Linked DNA regions of Homo sapiens: region 2 is linked to region 1. Evidence: chromatin loops called from intact Hi-C (ENCODE). Cell type or tissue: dorsolateral prefrontal cortex. All regions are shown on one strand. Region 1 overlaps ZFAND3 (zinc finger AN1-type containing 3). Region 2 has its middle 35 kb from the start of ZFAND3-DT.

Region 1 (5,000 bases):
CAGCAAATTTCAAATACTATTTAGCATGGGGCAGTTTTTTTGGATTTATAAATTGGATTGAATCTCAAAAATTCATTGAAATGATGTGTGATTTATGGAACAAACTAAACATATGGAGGGTTTGTAGAGTAAAGGAGTTTCATTTTCAGCAGTTGTAGAAGTCTTGCTGAGGAGGCGACTTGTCGAGCAGCTTGAGATTATTATGGATTTTTACAGTAAGAGAAAATTGTAGGTAATAGCCTAATATGGTCTAATCTCAACTTTACCAGTCCCTGCCTCCATAAGAGTATAATAGTTTATGTGATGGCTTGAATGCCAGATGACCAGGTCCAGTGTGTGTGAGGGTGTGGTGAGTGAACTTGTTGGTATGTCTAGAGAACTTGGTCAGTTGTATCAGATAGACCTTTTAGGGTTATGAGGAAGAGATGTTAACTTCAGGAATGGGCCTTTGAGTGTACAATAGTGTAGGATAGTGTCTGTTTATTAATTGTGCATTCACTCTGGGTCCTCTTCCTTCCTAGACTAGGAGTTAGAGTACTCTTGGTGGAGAGAGCTTAGAATCACTTGGAAAACTGTGTAAACTCTAGTGACCTGCCCTCTCTGTGCCATAGTGTTTGTGAGAGGGTCTTTTTGGATAGTTTGCTAACATTCCTGTGTAGTTGCCCTTGTTGAGCCAAGTTTGACCCTAGGTGTCCAGTCAGTCTATGGCATCCTTTGCTGGGACACCAATAGCTGGTTCAGCCTGGCACAATCAGAATATTAGGGTTGTCTTCACTGATAGACACTGGCAACTTTATGCTGGAAGAACTTCTTGGGACACTTTTCCTGGGGAGGGGATGGTAGATTGTAGGTGGTTTGTAGCAGGTACTAAGGACCTTCAAGACTTCACCAGAATGCCAACATGTGGTTGTAAGAAGGGTTATGCTTGACGTGCCGAAAGGTTAGAATAAGATTGAAAACTAGCATTGGAGTAGGCTGTGGAGTAATAGAGCTTTGAAATCCTTTTTGAGGCTTTATGTGCTTTCAAAGAGGATGGCTTCTGGCAGTGGAGAGTAGTTTTTTCCATAAAACATTTACTTTGCAAATATATAACAAAAGACTGTTTCCACCTATATGACTGAAAAATGGAGCATTGACTATAAAACACATCCTGTTATATTTTCCTGATTTGAACACAAAAGACATGTATTGCTCATCTAACACTGTGTATTTAATATTTCCTGCGTATGAGTGAAACCTGTTAAACAAGGTGAAGAAAATCTATAAAAGGTTAAGATGTTTTTAAAAACAATTTTTGGGGCAGCGTTTTGAAGACCAGTGTGTTTACTCCTTGAGGATTTATTAATGTTTAATTGGCTCTTTCGTGTTTATAGTGCTCTGCTGCAAACACCTTTTTTGATTTTACCAGTAGCTGCACTGCCATTTCTTTATACTAGAAGAGCTAGAAGATTTGCTGCCAGGGCCAGCATTGTGCATGTCGTACTTTCATGCATGTATTATTATTTTAAAAAATCCTGTGTCTGTGGGAGCAGGTCAGCTACATTTCTGATACACGTATGTTTTAGCCCTGGCTTCAACAAGGAGCAGCATGTTGTGATGTAAAGAACTTTGATTTTGGAGCCAGAAAGCCCAAGTTAGCATTTTGGCTCCACCACTTGTTAGCTTTGTTGCCTTGAATAAGACAACCTCTCTTTATTTCAATTCCATTACCTGCTTTACAGGATTGTTGAAAGGATCAAGTATGTTAATGTATATACTAGTACTTTTTAGCTGAACAGAGAAAATTTATGTTTAGATTCTATCCATCTCATTGATTCTTTCTATTAAAGACAGATGATCCTGGCACACTTTTGCTTAAATTTTATTTCAGTGTTCTGTGTTTGGCAATTTGGACTTGGCCTGTAATATCTTCTGTTGCTGAACCCTTTCTTCTCTTCATCGCTCTTCCATACCATCTGTAGCTATGATTGTCTGTAGTTGTCACCAGAGACTTTGTTGCTCTTTAAATAGTATATTGTATGTTACAAAATACATAATTTCTACCTACCAATTTTCTGATCTTATGGTCTATTTTCATATCTTATGGTCATGAGCTAAAAATTAATGTTTGCTTATTGGGGAGGGGCATGATAGCAGCAGGCTGGAGACCTTCAGGTGAGGCTTTGATTTCAGTGATAGGTGAGGATTGAATTCATGAATGGCTTGCAAATATTGTGGGACTGGCCTTGTACCTCAATCAGTTTGTGTAACATTTTAGAATGTAGTAGCTTTTCTCCATTGTCATTTGAATTTTGATGAATAATGATTTATTTTTCTGTCTTTAAAAAGGGTTTTTTTTTTTCCTGAGATAGAGTCTAGCTCTGTTGCCCAGGCTGGAGTGGGTTTTTTTTTTTTTTCTTTCTTTTTTTGAGATAGACTCTTGCTCTTGTCACCCAGGCTGGAGTGCAGTGGCGTGATCTCGGCTCACTGCAACCACCACCTCCTGGGTTTGAGTGATTCTCCTGCCTCAGCCTCCTAAGTGGCTGGGATTACAGGAGCCTGCCACTACGCCCAGCTAATTTTTTTTTTTTTTTTGTATTTTTTAGTAGACGTGGGGTTTCACCAGGTCTCGAACTCCTGACCTCAGGTGATCCACCCGCCTCGGCCTCCCAAAGTGCTGGGATTACAGGCGTGAACCACCGTGCCAGGCCAAAAAGAGTTTTTTTTTTTTTTTTTTGGAATGTACCTGTAAACCCAAAAGGACCTGAGGTAAGAAGTGGCAGTTTTATGGAGTACTTACATAGTAAAGAGGAATAATATTATAAAATATTATGGTTTTAAAATGCATGGCCTCCAGTAGTTTTTGTGGCTTATATTCAGAAGTTTGACTTAAAAAGAAATTCCAGAATTTCAAAAATTTGTTAGCCATAAGTATTTTGTGACTATGATGTTAATGAATTTGCACTCCCCCTGCTGGCTGACTTTTTAGGAAGACAGTGAGTTAGGAAAAGCAGAATCCTAATTCAGACCTGAGAATATCTGTCAAATTTTTTATTCTCTGTAGAAGTGGCTAAAGTTATAGGGGGTATCATTTTGAGTAAGAAATTGATTGCATTATGTCTTTCCTCATTTGGACTTGTTTGCAGTGATGTTTAGTGCCAAGGGGATATTCACTTAGTTTTTTTTTTTTTTTTTTTTAAGTAGGTTTAGATTTTAGTTAACACTATATACCATATATTTACTCTTCTCTGTTTGTGACGGCCACATCAGGTACCTTTTTCACCCAGTTTTTTTTTTTCAAACAGAACAACTTGTAATTTCTGTGCCTTTATTTGATCATTTATTCATTTATGGGATGTGGCTTAGTTTCTGTAAAGCACTGATAGGTGTTGAGGTGGATGTAGAAGGATGAGATATGGTACTCCATGAAGCCTTAAAGCTTCTCTGCTGGAAATCTGTACCATATGCCAGTGAAATGTTAAATAAAAATGAGAGCAATGTCTAGTTAAATAGCATAAGGCCGGGCGTGGTGGCTCACACTTGTAATCCTAGCACTTGGGAGTCCCAGGCGGGCAAATCACTTGGCAAGGAGTTCAAGACCAGCCTGGCCAACATGGTGAAACCCTGTTTTTACTAAAAATAAAAAAATTAGCCAGGCATGGTGGCACACTCTTATAATCTAAGCTACTTGGGAGGCTGAGGCATGAGAATTGCTTGAGCCTGGGAGGTGGAGGTTGCAGTGAGCCAAGATCGTGCCACTGCACTCCTGCCTGGGCGACAGAGCTAGGCTGTGTCTCAAAAAATAAAAATAAAAAAATAGCATGATGAAAGTAAACAGTTTGATTTCAAAGATGAGAAAGGCTATCATAGTGTTGTAGATAAAGTGGGTATCAAGAGTGACTAGAAAAGGACACTGAAGAAATGATGTGGTCTAGGTAGACAGGAGCGGGGAGGAAAAGGACAGGCATTCCAGGCTGAGGGGACAACATGATAAAAAAGACGAGTAGGAAATTAGTGTAATTTATTAAGGGTACAGTGAAAAAAGAACTGTTTCAGGGGCTTTACGTACTTACTTGATTTGATCCCAGCATTAATCTTCTGGTGTGGTATGAGTGTCTACATTTCACAGGTGAAGAAAGTAAGACTTACAGGGGTTAAAACTATTATGAAATATTATGAAAGAATTATGAAACTTCTAGGTTTTCATCCTCCATATATCTGGCTGCAAATAAGTCTGTGCTCCTCTAGCAATAACTTCAGAGAGAGTTGGTTAGTACCACAGAGCCTTATGTATTATGATGTGTGGTTTTCACACTCCAAAATTTACTTAGAAATACTTCTTTTTAAGCATTACATATGGATAACTGGAGCTTTATTCTAATATTTCACTGTTTTTAGAGCCTTGTAAGCTTATTGAACTATTTCAAGTAGAAATAGAAAATATGTTGTATGTGTTTTGCTGCTCTGCATCATAAGCATTTTCTTATAATCTTTCCCAGTGTTGTCACTGATGCAAATGGAATAATTGATTCATAACATTCTTTCTTATTAAGTTGGGCTATGACTTCAGAATTATTTTTTAAAAATGTGCTCAAAGAGGAAATAGCCTAAGAAAATTTTATTTTTTAAGTTATGTTTTGATTTCTGTTTACTTTTTTATATGTTTACTTTTTATTGAATTTTTTAATGTTAAAAAATTTAATTTTTAAGTTATATTTTGATTTTTGTTGTTTTTTAACCATATGTTTACTTTTTATTGAATTTATTAATATTGCAAAGTTCTTGCACTGCCAAACCATGCCTAAGAATTCAAAGAAAGAAATGGTACAGTAGACGGCCTCATTCACCCATCATACAGTATCTTAAAACTTGATTCATGTACATTTTGATATTTTCATAGTCTTTTAAGAAGTTATAACGAGTTGGAATTTAAATCTGCTGCAGGGGCTGAGCACAGTGGCTCATGGCTATAATCCCAGCACCTTGGGAGGCTGAGGCTGGAGGATTGCTTGAGCCCAGGA
Region 2 (5,000 bases), 76 kb before region 1:
TTGAGACGGCGTCTCACTCTGTTGCCCAGGCTGGAGTGCAGTGGTGCGATCTCGGCTCACTGCAACCCCCACCTCCCGGGCTCAAGTGATTCTCTTGCCTCAGCCTCCCGAGTAGCTGGGATTACAGGCACCTGCCACAATGCCCAGCTGATTCGGTGGTGGTTGCTTTTGAGATGTCTTTCTGACCTCAGGTCCCAGGCTGGAAATTCTATATAGCAACCTTCTTTCCCAGCTTCCCACAGATTATGGGGATAGAAGAAATGACATTTATTAAGCACCTGCTGGCACTGTGTTGGACACTTTGCATGTGTTATCCCATTTAACCCTCATGATTTCCTAATGTGATAGCTAATACCTTCCCTCCCTCCCATTTTAGAGATGAGAAAATTGTGGCTCAGAGAAGTTAGGCACCTTGCCCAAGGTCACACTGTTCTTAATGTGCAGAATGTTACAGGTATTAGAATGTGCATGAAGCTTTATTCATAATAGCCAAAAACTGAAAAAAAATCCAGCTACTTATCAGCAGGAGAAGGGTTGAATGACTTGTGGAACGTTCATATGATGGAGTACTCTATAGCAGTGAAAAATAATGAGTTACCGATACAAACAGCAACATGGACAATAGACAGACATAAGTTGAGCAAATGAAGCCAACATAAAAAGATATATACTACATGATTCTATTTATATGAAGTTCACCAACAAAACTAATTTGTGGTGGTAGGGGTCAGAATAATAATTACCTTGGCCGGGTGCAGTGGCTCAGTCCTGTAATCCCAGCATTTTTTTTTTTTTTTTTTTTTTTTTTGTGAGACAGAGTCTTGCTCTGTCGCCAGGCTGGAGTGCAGCGGCGCGACCCCAGCTCACTGCAAGCTCCACCTCCTGGATTCAAGTGATTCTCGTGCCTCAGCCTCCCGAGTAGCTGGGATTACAGGCACGCGCCATAACACCCAGCTAATTTTTGTATTTTTAGTACAGACAGGGTTTCACTATGTCGGCCAGGATGGTCTCGATCTCCTGACCTCGTGATCTGCCCACCTCAGCCTCCCAAAGTGCTGGGATTATTGGCACCTGGCCAATCCCAGCACTTTGAGAGGCCTAGACAGGTGGATTGCTTAAGGTTGGGAGTTCGAGACCAGCCTGGCCAAAATGGCGAAACTCCATCTCTACAAAAAATACAAAACTTAACCAGGCATGGTGGCGGGTGCCTGTAATCCCAGCTAGCTACTTGGAAGGCTGAGGCAGGAGAATCGCTTGAACCCAGGAGGCGGAGGTTGCAGTGAGCCGAGATTGCGCCACGCACTCCAGCCTGAGCGACAGAGCAAGACTCTGGCAAAAAAAAAAAAAAAAAAAAAAAAAAAGAATAATCGTTACCTTAAGGTGATGAGGGGATGAGCTTGAGCTCATGGTGATTGTGGTATGAGGGGACTTCTGGGGGTGCTGGAAGTGCTTTATCTTGATCTAAGTGGTTAGTGTTATGTGAGTGTGTGTATACTATGTAAAAACTCATCCCGCTGTACCCTTAAGATTTTTCTTAACAAAAGAGAAAGTCAATAAATAAATGTCTCATATATATCATTTTAAAAGATGCAGGTCTAAGATTCGGGTAGCTCAGTTAACTCCGGCTGTGCATCCTGGCAGGAAGTGGGGCTGGGGAGGCCGACCCTGCCCACTATCCCTTTGAAGGCACACGTCCTGAGTCTTTGCTCAGGGACAGGGGTGTGAGCTTCCAGTCCCCAGCAGCACACCCTGCTAGCAGCTCTGCTTCCTGTGTCCACCCGGCAACTCGTGGGTAGGGGCACGTTTTCTCCAAGCCGCCCCTGGTTTTGAATTGGGTGGGGTGAGTTCAATAAGACCTTCTTAGGCTTCCCGGGAGGAGGCCTGGGGATGGCAGGAGGCTGGGAGGCCGGGAGAGAGACATTTCTGTGCATTTTGATGGGCCCTGAAGAGCATTCTCCCTGAGTGCTCAATGATATGCCAGAGCATGTCTCAAATGCGGAGGATGGGGAGGCCGGCTCCCTGGCAGATCTTCATGGAGAAGCTGACTCCAGCCGGCTTGTGTGCCCGTCCCAGAGGAGCGGAAACAGAGCCGAAGCCCACACCCCCAGGGCCCAGGCCCAGCCCTTCCAAGTCCGGAGCTCACCCAGCCTGCCCCTCGGCTCCTTCATCCTCCTCCAGACACCGTCCCTTCTTCTGTCTCTGCATTTCCCATCCTCTCCGCCCCTCCCTGTGCTGCTCTGTCTCCACCTCCCTGCCCCTGTCTCTCCATCTCCATCTCTCATTTCTCCCCCAGGCCCCCTGCTCCCCGCTTCCCCGGGCTGTGCTTCCTCTCTAGCCCAATATAAATAATAGAAATTAATTTGTCAGCCAGCACACGCAGCCCAGGCGGCGCAGTAGCGAGCTGAGGAGGAAAGCTGGTCGAAATAATTATTCTTGACTTACGAAATCATTCTTTTTATTCCTGAAGGCTAATGTGCGAGCAGCGCCGGGCCGGGCTGTGCTAATGGCGGACAGCGTGGGCCTGCGGAGGGCGCGCAGCCTCTTCTGTCCTCCTGTAATGAGCAGAGCCCCCACTCACAGCCCATCCCACTCTTCATTTAAAAGGCAAATGAAGCGTGGAGAGGCACTCTCTCGGTTAATGCAGTCACAGGTGTGGTTTTAAACAGGATTTGTCCTCAGGAGCACTCCCTCTGTCCCGAAGTTCCCGTCTCAGAGCGCGCGCTCTCCCCAGGTCAGCTCCAGGCAGGTGTGGGGAGGAAGCCCCTCCGCAAGGGGAAGGAGCCGATGGTTACCGAGGCTCTGCCGTAGGCCAGGCACTGTGCCACGCACGCGACTCGCGAGCACGCGTTGAATCCTTGCAAACATCCCGGGAATGAAGTCGGACAATTATTCCCACTTTTCCCAAGAGAAAACTGAGAGCATAAGCAACTTGTGCAAGCTCAAAGGGAAGAATCACCAGTGACCAAGGGAGATCTACAAACTCTCTCGCCCCGCAAGAGGGTGGAGGGAGAGGGAGGCGGTGGGGGGTTGAGGAGTGTATCAGTCAGTCCTGGCAGGGAACACAGGAAACACGCCAAGGTTTCATTGAAGGGGCATAAATGAAGAGGCTATTTACAGAGGTGGGGGGCAGCTTTAAGGAAACTATGATAAAGCACCCAGGGTGGCTACCATCCCAGGAGGAGAGGGAAAGGGCGGGAGCTGTGGCCATGGGAGCTGGCAGCCCCCGCAACAGGAGCTGCAGCCTACAGCCTTGGTAGAGAAATGTAGCCGCTGCCCAAACTGCCGCCTGGCAGCGAGGGAGGGGGTGGATAGACGCCCTGGGCTTTATCTCCTCCTGCCTTCAGATCTACAGCAGTGCCTCCCATTGCCTGCATCCAATTAAAAGCCAGAGGGCAAGAGAGTCCAGTGATGCAGTCGTAGAGGTCAGCCTTCCAGGCACAAAGCAAAGTGGAGGACAGAAACCAGCACCAGATGAGATGTTCTCCTGGAAGCTTTGGGAAAGGCCATCTCAGTCCCATAGAGACTGGAGACTTTAGGAAGAGAGAGCCCCCAGTCTTGGAAAAACAATTCCTAATAGGAGAGACACCAGTTCCTGTTCATAAGAGGTACCAAGTTGGGCGTCCTTGGACCCAGACATAAGCTGGGGAGCCAGAGAAACCTGGATGGAACAGGGACCCTAAGAAGTGGCTGAATAACCACCAGGAGAGAGGGAGTGGCTTCCTGAACAGGAGCTGACCTGCAAGACCGGAAGAGGGAGGAGGAGAGGAGCTGGCTGAGTGATGAACAGGGGCCAGCACTGAAGTACTGGGAAGAGATGAGGGGCTACAGCGTTGGTGGCAGGGGAGCGCAGAGCCTGCATAAAAGCATCCAGGTAGGAAAAGGTGTCTGGAGAGGTGGGCAGGCAGGGACGGGGGACCCAGGATGACTCCTGGGTCTACCCAGCAGGAGGCTGAGGTCATGAGTGAGCTGTGGGCTGAGTGAATCCGTCTCCCTGCTTCATTTTGGAGGTGAGGCAATGTGGCCAGAAAAGGCTATGATTACCCCAAGCCCACATGGGAACGGCTGGGTGGGCTGCCAAGCCGGCGAGGTGAGTGGCAAGGCCTATGGCTGGAGTGCCCAGCTGGCCTCCCTGCTGCATCTGCGGCCCCTCATCCCATCCATCTTCCTCCCACACAGCAGCCACCGGGATCTTTCCAAAACACGAGCCCGATCACGTCACTCACACTTGAGCCCACTGGATGCTCTCCACTGCACGGATCAAGTCTAAAGTCCTTCACTCCTTCCAAGGCTGACAGGAGGGCCATCAGCCCCCCTACACTTCCCCGTATTGAATCATAGCGTCTTATGTCTGCGCCTTGTGCAAGTTCCCTCAACTTGAAATTCTCCTGCCTGCCCACTCGGGCCCCATCTGGCGCCCAGCCTCGCTGTACTGTCACTTCCCTCGGGATCCTTTCCCAACACTCCTCTGCCTTTCTAGTTCTCCCGTTATAAAACTTACCAGGAGACAAAGGCACCTGTCTGTGTTCTTATCTTTGTCTCCCTGACTGTAAACCCCAGGAAGGCAGTAACTTTGGCTGGGTTGTTGTTACAACCTCACTGCTCAGCAAACGCACAGTGCCTGGCACTTAGTAGGTGCTGCATGTACGTGTTATAATCCATTCAAGGGAACAAGCGAGGAAAGCTTGATGTGTGCTGACATGGAGCCACCACCACGACACACTGTCAAGAATTCAGGACAGGCTGGGCACGGTGGCGCATGTCTGTAATCCTAGCACTTTGGGAGGCCAAGGCGGGCGGACCACTTGAGGTCAGGAGTTTGAGACCACCCTGGCCAACATGGTGAGACCCCCATCTCTACTAAAAATAAAAAAATAGCCGAGGGTGGTGGCGCAAGCCTGTAATCCAAGCTACTCGGGAGGCTGAGGTAGGAGAATCACTTAAACCCAGGAGGCGGAGGTTGCAGTGAGCCAAGATCGCGCCATTGCACTACAGCCTGGGTA

The links. A loop is a pair of places that touch in the nucleus more often than their neighbours do. Peaks named below come from ENCODE experiments on the same cell type or tissue, not always from the same donor. Only the 100,000 strongest peaks of a DNase experiment are listed, where the experiment ranks them.
Region 2: a loop joins it to region 1, with 2.1 times the contacts of the local background. A loop is called at or near these places in 43 of 110 quality-filtered maps.

The regions. Positions count from the first base shown.
Region 1 is chr6:37,857,481-37,862,480 of GRCh38, forward strand. All of the region lies in intron 1 of ZFAND3 (zinc finger AN1-type containing 3), which reads left to right. Among named protein-coding and RNA genes, the nearest start is that of ZFAND3, 40 kb to the left of the region's middle. In dorsolateral prefrontal cortex, a CTCF peak has its summit at 2,953 (motif pointing left); a DNase peak (open chromatin) is centred at 2,954.
Region 2 is chr6:37,781,454-37,786,453 of GRCh38, forward strand. No RefSeq gene overlaps it. Among named protein-coding and RNA genes, the nearest start is that of ZFAND3-DT, 35 kb to the right of the region's middle. In dorsolateral prefrontal cortex, a CTCF peak has its summit at 2,535 (motif pointing right); DNase peaks (open chromatin) are centred at 2,068, 2,498, 3,278 and 4,403; H3K4me3 peaks cover 1,844 bases; H3K27ac peaks cover 1,533 bases.